Regions from separate parts of the Mus musculus genome. Here region 1 is linked to region 2. The links are chromatin contacts, found by Hi-C or POLR2A ChIA-PET in ENCODE. All regions are on one chromosome and are shown on one strand. The core of a region is the stretch at or near the end of the contact, and the rest is flanking DNA. Distances in the headings are between cores, read along the strand shown. Region 1 has its middle 18 kb from the start of Keap1. Region 2 holds the start of Ubl5 (ubiquitin-like 5).

What was found. Hi-C counts contacts between places; a loop is a spot of excess contacts on that map. ChIA-PET counts read pairs that join two places held with the same protein, here RNA polymerase II (POLR2A).
Region 1: a loop to region 2 is called in a map of T-helper 17 cell, with 3 times the contacts of the local background. The contact joins the enhancer-like site here to the promoter of Ubl5 in region 2. A Hi-C loop is called at or near these places in 1 of 37 maps with a recorded cell type or tissue (T-helper 17 cell). POLR2A ChIA-PET finds 5 or more read pairs at or near these places in 1 of 5 experiments (embryonic stem cell).

Annotation. Positions count from the first base shown.
Region 1 is chr9:21,217,713-21,224,457 of GRCm38, reverse strand. No RefSeq gene overlaps it. Among named protein-coding and RNA genes, the nearest start is that of Keap1, 18 kb to the left of the region's middle. Within about 2 kb of position 3,782, at least 1 of the 3 ENCODE cell types and tissues checked has a DNase peak (open chromatin) inside an H3K27ac peak, as active enhancers do.
Region 2 is chr9:20,638,630-20,645,079 of GRCm38, reverse strand. It overlaps Ubl5 (ubiquitin-like 5), which reads right to left and starts at 1,744. Exons shown (of 5, transcript NM_025401.4): 1 at 187-1,744. It overlaps Fbxl12 (F-box and leucine-rich repeat protein 12), which reads left to right and starts at 2,274. Exons shown (of 3, transcript NM_013911.3): 1 at 2,274-2,876; 2 at 2,984-3,056; 3 at 5,882-6,450. The coding sequence starts at 2,791.

The DNA of each region.
Region 1 (6,745 bases), core at 2,533-5,032, 580 kb before region 2:
GGGGGTTGTGCTGAGGGAAGCAAAGGGTTGTAGTTACAGCAGGTATGTGAGCTCAATGCTATCGAAGAGGACCCAGGTGTGGTTCCCACCACCCGTGCCAGGCAGCAAAAGGGAAGCCAAAAAAATCAACGAGAAAGGGGAAAATCAACTTCCTATAGAGCGGGAAGCTCGGCCCAGAACTACAGTCACAATGGAGGACCACACACACATCCCCTCCCTGACTAAGCATCCAAAATGGCTGTGAAGTCTGTGTGGTAGGCACAGTCAGCCGCCAATCTTCTGGCTCTGATGTCATCTTCAACGCAGTCCTAAGAAACAGCAAATCAGAGCTAGCCAGGTTTACAAACGTCAACTGAGAGGCAGGGCTTGCCGGGATCTGAAACCTAACAAGGTCATGGTTCTCCTGTATATTCAATGCTGCTGGGATGTTCTCTGATACCTTGAACAAAACCAGTTTGGGGAGGAAAAAGCCTGTTTCAGCTTACATTTACAGTTCCATCAGTGAGGGAAGTTAGGGCAGGGACTCAAGGCAGGAGCTCCAAGCAGAGACCATCAAGGAGAGCAGCTTCCTGGTTCAGTTCCCAGCCTCTGCTCAGCCCAGGATTTGCTACCTAGGATGGTACTACCCACAGAGAGTGCTCTTACACCAATTAGCAGTCAAGAAAATTCTTCACAGGGCATGGTGGCACACACCTTTAATCCCAGCACTCAGTAGGCAGAGGCCAAGGGCTCTCTGTGAATTAGAGGCTAGTGTTCCATGACAGCCTCTGATAAGCCTGGGCTGTCAACTTGGCAGCTGAAGCTAACTAGGAGGTCATTTAAAAAAAAAAGTTTGGGCTGGTGAGATGGCTCAGTGGGTAAGAGCACCCGACTGCTCTTCTGAAGGTCCAAAGTTCAAATCCCAGCAACCACATGGTGGCTCACAACCACCCGTAATGAGATCTGATGACCTCTTCTGGGCTGTCTGAAGACAGCTACAGTGTACTTACATATAATAAATAAATAAATCTTTAAAAAAAAAAAAAAAAAAGTTTATGGGCTGGAGAGATGGCTCAGCGGTTAAGAGCACTGACTGTTCTTCCAGAGGTCCTGAGTTCAATTCCCAGCAACCACATGGTGACTCACAACCATCTGTAATGAGATCTGATGCCCTCTTCTGGTGTATCTGAAGATAGCAACAGTGTTCCCACGTACATGAAATAAATAAATAAATCTTTAAAAAAAAAGTTTATATATGGGCTGAAGAGATGGCTAAGGTTAAGAGCACTTGTTGATTTTCCAGAGCACCTGGGTTCAATACGCAGCACCCACGTGGCAGCTCACAACCCTCTGTAGTTCTGGGGGATCGGAAGCCCTCTGCTGACCTCCAAGGTTGCTGTCAAAATCTCCATATACATAAAGCTAAAAAAAAAAAAACTTAAAAAAATTTAAAAAAATCTCTTTCTCTCTCTCTCTCTCTCTCTCTCTCTCTCTCTCTCACACACACACACACACACACACACACACACAGGCGTGGTGGCACAGGCCTTTAATCCCAGCACTCGGGAGACAGAGGCAGGCAGATTTCTGAGTCTGAGGCCAGCCTGGTCTACAAAGTGAGTTCCAGGACAGCCAGGGATACACAGAGAAACCCTGTCTCGAAAAAAACAAAAACAAAAACAAAAACAGGACAGAGAGGTGGCCCAGTGGTAGTCAGCAAGGCTGGTGGCCTGAATTAACGCCCAAGCACCAACTTGGCAGAAATGACGACTCCTGGAAGTTGTTCTCTGACCGCCACACACTAAATGTGTCCCCTGACCTAATAAATACAGACTGGCTGGGCAGATGTTTCAGCAGTTGGAAACACGTGCTGCTCTTGAATGGGACCTGAGTTAGGTTCCCAGCACCCACATCGAGCAGATAACCAGGCCTGCGACTCCAGCTTCAGGGGAATCCAGGATAGGCATGTGCATATAGCTATAGACATACCAAGAATGAAAAGTAAACTAAGGATCTGGACCCAGGTGGTGCAGACCCCAGTCCTGGAGAGCCAGCTGGAGGCTCTCTGTGAGTCTGGTCTACACAGTCTGGTCTACACAGCCAACTGTGGGAGAGAGACCCTGTGTCAAAACAAACAAGGAATCAAAGTCAGGATTAAAAATAAACAAACACCAGGACAGCCAGGGTTATACAGAGAAACCCTGTCTCAAAAAACCAAACCAACCAAACAACCAAACAAACCCAGCAAAAAAGAGATTCGGCCGCAATCAGTTGTCCCCACTCATGCACATCATGCCCATAGTTGCGCACGTGCACACACACACACACACACACACACACACGTGCAGGATGGAAAGGGAATGAAGAGATGATATTTAGTGCTGACATCTAACACCACAAACAAGAGAAGCCTCACTCACATCTAACTTTGAACTCTTGAAAACACACACACACACACACATCCCAAGAGCAAATACATGGAGTTGCATGGAACTGGCTAGATTTTCTAGAAAATTATTGCTAGAGTGTGGCCCCTTGGAGACCAGCCATCAGCTATTCCGTGTGCTGGAATTTCATCCTTACATCTGGGCAGTCCCTGTCTACAGCTGGGGCGTCTCCCCAAATACCCTGGGGTTGCAAGGGCTGTGCAACTGTTAAGAGCTTTAGGCTGTTCTCACAGACTGGGGGTTGATTGCCGGCATCCACAGGGCGGCTCACAGATGTTTGTAACTCTAGTTCTAAGCATCTATCTCCCTCTTCTGATCTCTTCTGGTACTGCGTCTTGTGGTACACGTATATACATGCAGCCAAAATACCACAGGAGTAAAATAAAAATGTAAAAACTTGGGGCTGGAGACTTGGCTCAACTGGTTAAGAGCACTTGTTCTGCTTGCTAAAGTACCCAGGTTCAATGTGTAGCTCATACGGAGGTTCACCACTTCCTTAAACACCAGACACATATGTGGTGCACAGATGTAGAAGCAGGCAAAACACTCATGCACACACAAAAAATAGATAAAACAAACCTAAAAAAAAAACTTAAAAATATATATGCATGCTGAGTGCATTGGATTCTCTCTGTGGCTATTTTAGAAGAAATATCAGCCCAATTCTGTAAGCAGTGTCACATGAGGTATGTCACATGGGACATGCTAAGTTCCCTTATCAGCTAATTTGCCCTCCTTCCTGTGAGCTCCTGGCCTCTAAATCACTATTCTGCAAGAAGAGGGTGAGCTTGAAACCCTAGTTATCTGCCTTCCCTCCAGAGTGCTGGGGTGGGGCAGATCGCAGTGCTCCGGACAGAGCCCAGGGCTTTGAGCAGAAACAACAGTTGTTGTTCTACAGTTAGGGTCCAGCGGCCGTGACTGATTAGGCTTCCTTTAAGGAAGTGGAAAGCGACCTGAGATCATTCAGGATAAATATCACAGGGTTGGGTGGTGGTGTGTGTCTGTCATCCCGACAGTTAGGAGGTGGAAGCGGGAGGAGCCAATTAGGAGTGAAAGGCCAAGCTCAGTGACATAAGAGTTCATGGCCAGCCTGTGCTACATGAAACTCTGTCTCAAAAATAAAAGGATAAACTAGGTACTACCCTAAGGTAGGATTGACGCGAGGGCCAGGATACTCTAAGAAAAAGGACCTTAGGATCCTGTTCAAATCAAATTGAAAGCAAGGTCATTAGGAGGACTACAGGCAGTAGAACCCAGCCTGCAGATCAGAAGTCGAGCGGCCGCAACCCTCATTGGCTATTTTCTTCAGAACTGACAGCGACCTTAGCCAATAATAGCTTGGAATAGCCTCCCGCCCTAGCTCCGCCTCTCGGATGGTCTGCACCTGCGCCGCTTCCTGATGTACATGTAGTTCCGCAGGAGCCCAGAAGGGGGCGCGAGAGGGCTTGTGCTCCCAGTTCTGGCTCCTTACCTGACTTGGGACAAATACCTATTTGACTGGTAATACAGATTGTTGGTAGTAATGTAGTAAAACACACTATGTCCAGCGTGTAGTCTGCACAGGAATAGTGCTATTGTATTTGTCAGCAAGGGAAACTGAGTAGATACATTAACTAGTTTAGATTTAAGCTTTGGATAAGCCTGTGTGGTGGAATAAGCCTTTAGGAAGTTTAACAGGAGACTCATGATGAGTTCAAGGGTATCGTCGTACATATAAGCTCCCGAATGGCCGGAGCTACGTGTGACTCTATTATTTAAGCCTTTTTGATACAGGGTCTTTCTACATAGATAAGGCTGGCTTTGAACTTACAATCTACCTGCCTCTGTCTTCCTAGTGTTGGGACTAAAGGTGTGTGCTGCCACACCTGGGAGAGATCTTGCTTAATCAACCCCCACAGGAAACTCCATCTGACTTACTGGGTATCTGTCTGTCTCTCTTGTTAGTCTGTCAGAGAGATGGTGATGCTGTTCTGAGCCCTGGCTGCTCTTCCAGAGGATTCAGCAACCACGTGGTGACTTTAAATCATCTGCAACTCTAGTTCCAGAGAATCTGAGCGCCCCTTCTGGCCTTCTTGGGCACTGCACTTACAGATACCCATTACACACACACACACACACACACACACACACACACACACACACACACATAAAAATAGAAATAAAAATTTTTTATTGTTGTTTTTTTCGAGACAGGGTTTCTCTGTATAGCCCTGGCTGTCCTGGAACTCACTCTGTAGACCAGGCTGGCCTCGAACTCAGAAATCCACCTGCCTCTGCCTCCCAAGTGCTGGGATTAAAGGCATGCACCACCACGCCCGGCATAAATGTTTTAAAAATAAAATCAACCCCAAATTAAAATCTCAGTAGGCATTTTATAAGGTTTAATGTATATGAGTACACTGTCTCTGTCTTCAGACACACCAGAAGAAGGCATCAGATCCCATGACAGATGGTTGTGAGCCACCATGTGGTTGCTGGGAATTGAACTCAGGACCTCTGGAAGAGCAGTCAGTGCTCTTAACCACTGAGCCATCTCTCCAGCCCTATAAATAAATCTTTATTTAAAAATAAATAAATAAATAAATAATTATATTTGTCACCTCAAATATTCATTCTTTGTAGGAAGAACATTAGGATTTATTTTTGGTGTGGTGGTGCACGTCTTTAATCCCAGCACTAGCGAGGCAGAGGCAGGCAGATTTCAGAGTTCGAGAAATCCTGTCTCGAAAACAAAAAACCAAACCAAAACAAAAAATATATACTATGTAGGCTAGTGGTTCAAGGGACAAAGATGTCTGCTACTGAGGCTAATGACCTGGATTCTACCCACCGCAGCCAATTACTGGAAGGAATAGAGGTAGGTGGGGTAGCCTTTTTGGGGTCGTAGATTGAGAAGAGAGAGAGAAGAAGGGCACAGCAGAGAGGAGGAAGTCTCCATGAGAGGAGATGGCTGGGAGAAACAGCAAGTATCTGGGGCACAGTGCTGGGGAGCAGCCAGTCCAGCAGCTAGAAGTAGATTAGGGGTGACCCCAGTAACTGTCCAAAGCCAAGTAAAATAACCATAGGCTGAGTCCCATCCATCTGTACATTAGACGGGGATTAGTTTCAATTGGCTTAACTGCACTGGACATGTGTGCTGAGGGATATGTGCACATGTGTGTGTGCACGTACTCACACATGCACATAAATAATAGTAAGATGTAACAAAAATTAAGAACAAAACATTAAAATAAAAAAAAAAAAAGAAGGCTGCCTAGAAAGATGTCTCAGCGGGTAAGCACTTGTTACCCTTGCAGAGAATGGGCTTGGTTCTCAGCACCCACACTGGGCGGCCTGGTCACTGGGATCTGACAGCATGCGCATATCAGACAGGTTTGCACATGTACACATGAATAAGAATAATTGTTTGAGACAGGGTCCGCTCTTGTAGCTCTGGCTGTCCTGGAACTTGCCATGTAAATCAGACTGGCCTCAAACTCACAGGTTCATCTGCTTCTGTCGCCCCAATGCTGGGGTCAAAGGTGCTACCACAGGCTTAATCTTTTTTTTTTTTTTTAACAAGAGTAAATTTTAAAAAATTGGCTTACTAAGCCGGGCGTGGTGGCGCACGCCTTTAATCCCAGCACTCCGGAGGCAGAGGCAGGCGGATTTCTGAGTTCGAGACCAGCCTGGTCTACAGAGTGAGTTCCAGGACAGCCAGAGCTATACAGAGAAACCCTGTCTCAAAAAAAACAAACAAACAAAAAAATTGTCTTCCGTGTGAAGGCGCGATAGCATCACCTCAGTCCCTGGAACTCACACAGTGGGGAGAACTCACCCCCATGTGAGTTCTCTGACCTGCATGTGGCTAGTGCGGCACAAACACATTCTGCAGCATTCTCCCTGCTGCCTTCTCCCTGCCTGCTAATAACCAAAAAAAAAAAAAAAAACAAACAAAAAAAAAACCCAGCTCCTTGTTTCCTCTCTCTGTCTCTCTCTCCCTCTCTCTTTCTCTCTTACTCTCTCTCTCTCTCTCCCTCTCTCCCTGTCTCCCTGTCTCTTTCTCTTTCCCTCTCTGTCTCTACCTCTCTGTCTCTCTCCCTCTCTCTCTCCCTCTCTCTGTCTCTCTGTTTCTCTCTCCCTCTCTCTCTCTTGCTCTGTCTCTCTCCCTCTCTTCTCTGTCTCTCTCCCTCTCTGTCTGTCTCTCCCTCTGTCTCCCTCCCTCTCTCCCTCTCTCTCTCTGTCTCTCTCTCTGTCTCTGTCTCCCTCTCTCTGTCTCTCTGTCTCTGTTTCTCTCTCTCCCTCTCTCTCCCTCTGTCTCTCTCTCTCTGCCTCTCTGC
Region 2 (6,450 bases), core at 495-2,994:
CAGATGCAATCCCCTGCAGCCCCAGTCTACAGTTTCAATTGCCCGGACTACAGACAGTCGCGACTCCGCCCCTTAACTGCGGCAGTCCGGGCCCCAGACTCACCCGGCTTTGCCTCCCGCAACCCCTAGGTTCCCAAGTCTTGGCAGCTTCCCGTGATCTCGGGCCTCTCATTTTAGCCTTCTCACCTCCAATATCCTCGAACCTATCGACGACACAACTCGTAGCTCGAGCGAGGAACCCCGGCCGGAGTTAAGCCTGCAAACAGGAAGCGGAAGTGATATAACGGAACCACCGGCCCTTAGGTGCTTCCGGGTTCCGGGCTAGGATTTGCGATTCTGTTGCGCAGTGTGGATGAGCTGGGACTTGCTAAGAATGGATTTACAGCGGACGTTGGAACTGGTGTTGGAGATTCCTTCATCATGGAAGAAACCTAAAGGATCTCAGCGGCGGGGTGCTCGACTACTCCCAAGCCAGACAATCCTCCTACCGCGGAATCCCGGCTGCAGGTGTGCCGAAATGGAGTCATGCAGGGCCTGTGGCTTTCTGCTTTCATTCAAAGCTCAGCCTCAAACCCTGTGCTTGCTTCCCCGCCCCTGGTCGTAGTGACCGTTTCAGAGACTCCAGGGGTGCAGGCTGCAGTTGATGAAAACTAAGTCGGATCCTGGTTGAGAGGCCATGCATGTTGCGTACCACTCCGCGTGTCCGTGTCCTGCCTGCGAAGATGTTGGAAATAGCATACGGGGAAAGAGCTTTTGCTTTGATTCTTTAATCTTGTTCCAGATTAAAGAATCGCGAGAGCTGGTGGGAGAGGAATCCCTTCTTAAATTCAACCAGTTTTGCCTCTATTGAGCGATTTCTTCTTAGCAGACAGGATTCTTAGCAAGGTAAGCATATATTGACTCAAGAAAAAGAAAAGTCTTACCCAGCGCCTTGTGCTTACCTAATACGACTTATACAAAATTTAATCCTTATGCGTAGGCAGCAAAAGGCATTATTCTTGCTTTCTATTGCGGCTGTGGCCACGCCTCCCTGGCTTGGCCGTCCTGCTGGCCCCTCACTCCCATCCCAGTCACACCTTTCAGTTTCGAATGAAGTCCTGTTCTGTGTCTTTAGTGCTTAGATATGTTCCAGTCTCCCCAATGCCTCGTTTCCGTCCTGAAAAGACTTCTCAGGCTTTACCGGATTCGTTTCCGTCTCGAAAAAAAACTTCTCAGGCTTTAAGTCTCTTGGCATACATACAAGAAAAGTGGTGGGGTTTGTTTTTCTTGTTTTGTTTTGGTATTTGTTTTAGTGTTGGAGGTCGAACCTAGGGCCTGCTAAGCATGCTTACCAGCCAAAGGCTCTCCCACTGAGCTGCACACCCAGTTCCTGGTTTAGCTCTTGTTTCTGTCTCCAGCGATGCTTTTAGGGCCCCCGTCGCTGCTCTTATCCATTCTTCCAGTCATAAGTCTCCCAGCCTGTCCCTTTGTCGCCCAGCCATTCCAAACTTGATTCCATCCCCTATATCGGACCTTGTTCCGCCTAAGCTAGGTTTTACAAGTTTAGTCTTCAGGCGCAATTAGGATCCCTAGTCCTTGAGCCCCTTCCCACACAAGTCATGGTTTCTGGGTTTGTTGCTCTGTTAACTTTTCCCTGCTCAAGTCATGCCTCCTGGGTATACATACGGTCTGGTCGCAGGCTGATCTCTGCCTTGGCAGTAACCCTAAGCCTTTTCCAGCACAAGCCAAACCTCCGCACGCCACTAGTCGCTTAGCTCTAGACGCGCCCCTTGTCTCTTCCTACTGAAGCCACGCCTTCCCATTGTTGTGGACGGCCTCCAATCAGCTCCTCTGCCGCTGGCCACACCCTTCCACTCGGCGGCGCTTTTTCAAATGCTAGTACTTTGGCCTTGTTTGCAACGCCTGCTGCCCTTCGTCTCTGTCTTTTATCCTCTCTCCCAGAGTCCCACTTTGGGAGTTTGCTGCTTTTCCTCTGACTGGCCTCCAGGCCCCCGGGCCCCCGGGCCCCCGGGCCTCCTGGCCCCTGGGCCCCTTGGCCACGCCTCAGGACCACTCCCCGCCCGTCGGAGCCACGCTTTCTAGGCGTGTTGCTTTCTTCATCCCAGCTTGCGTGGGGTCTACCTGCCTCTGCTCGCCACGTCTCCCGGCTATGACTACGCCCTGAGCCCCCTCCTCGCCAGAGTCACGCCTTCTGGGTTGTCTGCTGACCCCATTTGGGTTTGCTGCTTATACTTAGCTCCACCTCATGGCCACGCCCCCGAGGCATTCTTCACCTTCAGCCTTCTGGATTTGCTGTTAGCCTTCCTCTTGGCCCTGGCCACGCCTCGTGCCCCCTCCTCCACCAAGCCACATCCAGGTTTTCCTAGAGTCACGCCTTCTGGGTTGTCTGCGGACCCCTTTTGGGTTTGCTGCTTATACTTAGCTCCACCTTATGGCCACGCCCCCGAGGCACTCGTCACCTCCAGCCTTCTGGGTTTGCTGTTCGTCTTCCTCTTGGCCCTGGCCACGCCTCGTGCCCCCTCCTCTCCCAAGCCACATCCAGGTTTTCCTATTTCCAGTTCCATCCGCTAGCCAAGCCAGTCAGGCCTAGTCAGTCTCTAGTCTTGACCTCTAAACGGTCGTCAGCCCGCGCCTGTCCAGTCCCGGGGCCTCGGGCACTTTCCTAGAAAAGTAGGGATTCTCGGCGGGCCTCTGAAAGTCGCGCCGGTTTGGCCAGTCCGACCACCCCAGCGCTGTCCAGGGAACGCGGCCTCGCCGCCACCGGAAACGGAAGCGTGCGACAGCTGGACCATGGCGACTCTGTTTGACCTCCCAGACTTGGTGCTCTTGGAGATCTTCTCTTACCTCCCTGTCCGGGACCGGATCCGCATCTCCAGGTGCCGCCCCGCTCCTCGGGGGAAAGAGCCGGGCATGGGCTCGGCAGGAGATGCGGATCCGGTCCTAGCGGGCCGGGGTCGTTCTAACGGCCGGTCCACTCCTCCAGGGTCTGTCACCGCTGGAAGAGGCTAGTGGATGACCGGTGGCTATGGCGACACGTCGACCTGACGCTCTACACGGTATGCGGGACCCGGGAGCGGTGCGGGGAGAGCCACCCCCTGCCCTGGGACATGGGGGTGGGGGTTGCTTTATTTTGCTTTCTAGTGTTTGTTTGCTGTTTGTTTTATTTATTTATTTTTGATAGTTTCTTGAGGCTTTTATTTTTCTGGATTTTCGTTGGTGTTGCTTCTTGGGGGGCTGAGGGGGTTGTTTTGAGACAGGGCCTCTAGGCCAGGCTGACTTCAGCTTCCTATGAAGCCGAGGCTGAGCTTGATACCTACCTCGACCTTCTAAATATTGGGATTAGCAGCGTGGGCCCCATGTGTGGTTCCTGTGCTACTGGGAATGCAATTTAGGTTTCTTGAATGCTAGGAAGGAACACCTCTGAGTCACGTACTGGTTTCCAACTAACCACCCCCTGCAACAACCTCCTGAGTGCTGAAGTTACAGCTGTAGGAGAAGGCCCAGGAAGTGTTTGGGTTTTGTTTGTTTGTTTGTTTGTTTGTTTTCTCGAGGAAAAATTTCTCTGTAGCCCTGGCTGACCTGGAATTCTGCTTCTCCAGTGCTGGGACTAAGGGTATGCACCACCATACTCTGCTGGTTTGGTATTTAAGTGAGTTCGTGCTTGGAATTTTTCTGCCTGTCCTAGTGCCAGCCTTTACCTCCCCTTCAATGCTCAGACCTCAGTTTCTCATCTAAGATATGGGGATTAAAAATAATGCTTGTAGGCCAGGCAGTGGTGGCGCAGGCCTTTAATCCCATCCCTTGGGAGGCAGAGGCAGGCAGATTTCTGAGTTCGAGGCCAGCCTGGTCTACAGAGTGAGTTCCAGGACAGCCAGGGCTACACAGAGAAACCCTGTCTGGAAAAACAAAAAAAAGTACCTTCATGTTTCATGTCTGATGTATTGTAGAACTTAGCCAGTATGGCCAGTGTGTGTCTCCAGCATTTAATAAATGCAAGCTTATAGCTTTTCAGTTTTCTAGTTTTGTTGTTTTGGTTTTGAGGTGGGTCTCATGTATCCCAAAATTAGCTTCTAGCTGGCTGTGTAGCCAAGGATGGCAGAAGGTTCTGCTCCTTTTGGTCTTTTCCTCTTGAGTGCTGGGATCACAGGTATGTGCTATCACATAGTTGATGTGGTGCTGAGAACAAAATCCACGTTTGCGTTTGCCAGGCAAGTGCTTCATTAATACAGCCACACCCCCAACCTCTGTTTTTTGGTGTTTTGAGACAGCATCTGTCAATACAAAAATATAACTGTTACCTCAGAATGGAGACGAATTTACTCTGGAGCCAGATATGAGTGACCATGTACAGAGAATACAGTTAGGCTTTCTCAAATATGTGTTTAAATGTAACAGTTCCATGAAAAAATTTTACTACTACCACTACTACTACTACTACTGTTTAAATGTAACAGTTCCATGAAAAAATTTTACTACTACTACTACTTCTTCTCCTCTTCCTCCTCCTCCTCCTCTTCCTCCTCCTCCTCCTCCTCCTCCTCTTCCTCCTCCTCCTCCTCCTCCTCCTCCTCCTCCTCCTCCTTCTTCTTCTTCTTCTTCTTCTTCTTACTATTATTATTGAGACAGGGTTTCTCTGTGTAGCCCTGGCTGTCCTGGAGCTCAATCTGTAGACCAGGCTGGCCTTGAACTCAAGAGTTCTGCCTGTGTCCGCCTTCAAGTGCTGGGACTAATGGAGTGTTTGTACTAACTCCATCCAGCGAAAGTAATAGAATAGAGAAAGTCATAAATTAAGACACTTTTCAAAAGAGCTAGCCATTTCTCTAGCAACTATACAGAATATGTTTAAAAGAGATTTATTTTCTCTGTCAAAAAGTGGTCAAAAATTTTTGTACCATGAGACTGGGTCTAGTACAGGCTTGTTACTACAGAGGTTGAGGGTGGAAGATCATAACTTCAAGTCCAGCCTGGGCAATTTAGCTAGGCTCTACCTTGAAATACAAATCCAGAAAAGGCCCAGAACTGTGACTCTGTGTTAGAATGTTATCCTGGCTCCCATGATTCCCTGGTGTCATCAAAAGTAAGGGTATGCTATGAACTGAGGTACAGCTGAGTTCACAGCATGTCCTTAATATAGTGAGGTCCTAGATTCCATCTCAACATAAGCAAGGAATTACTTGTTCTACCCAGCTTTTCTTTCCTTGCTTTTGTGTAAAATGTACATACAATGAGATGCACTCTACTGTTGCTTGCATAGTTATTTTTGTGTGCATGCACCTAAAGTGCATGAATGAGTATGCATGAGTGCAGATGCATATGTGTACAAGAGCATGTAGAGGCCACACGTCAGTGCAGGGTATCTTCGTCACCCCTCCCCCATCTGCCTCTCTATCGCACACACTCCACAGGTTTGTACCCATGTATGTACTTATAAATTATTTGTTTTCTTTTGTTTGAAACAGGATCTCATTATATAGCCTAAATTTGCTTTGTAGACCAGACTCTGGGATTTAAAGAGAGATCCTCATGTTTCTGTCCTGTTCCCCACCCAACCCAAAGGTGTGCTCCACAATTCCGACTGCTTGTGTTTGTTTTTGAGACAGGGTCTTCCACTGTACTTGGAGCTTTCCAGTTGACTAGACAGGCTGGCCAGAACTCTGGATCCTCCTGCCTCAGCCTCCCTGTGTGCTGGCTGAGATTAAGGCATGAGTCTTGATACCCAGCAAAAGAAACTGTTTAGCTCTAGGAAATGAAGCTCAGAGAGGAGCAGAGTCCCAGGGAGACACCAGAACCCAGGTCCCAGGCGTGTCTGTCACCAGCTAGATGGATCATCTGGGAGCCCCCGTAGCTCTCTCTCAGTCACCCCAATCTCTGGCTCTTACAGATGCGGCCGAAAGTCATGTGGCACCTCCTGCGCCGGTACATGGCGTCCCGGCTCTACTCGTTGCGCATGGGCGGCTACCTGTTTTCTGGCTCTCAGGCCCCACAGCTGTCCCCCGCCTTGATGAGGGCCCTGGGTCAGAAATGCCCCAATCTGAAGCGCCTGTGCCTGCACGTGGCTGACCTGAGCATGGTGCCTATCACCAGCCTTCCTAGCACACTGAGGACCCTGGAGCTGCACAGCTGCGAAATCTCCATGATCTGGTTGCAGAAAGAGCAGGACCCCACGGTGCTGCCTCTGCTGGAATGCATCGTGCTGGACCGAGTGCCGGCCTTTCGCGATGAGCATCTGCAGGGCCTTACCCGATTCCGAGCCCTGCGCTCGCTGGTGCTGGGCGGCACCTACCGGGTCACTGAGACCGGGCTAGATGCCAGCCTGCAGGAGCTCAGCTACCTGCAAAGGCTTGAGGTGCTGGGCTGCACCCTGTCAGCTGACAGCACGCTGCTGGCCATCAGCCGCCACCTTCGAGATGTGCGCAAGATTCGGCTGACCGTTGGGGGCCTCTCAGCCCA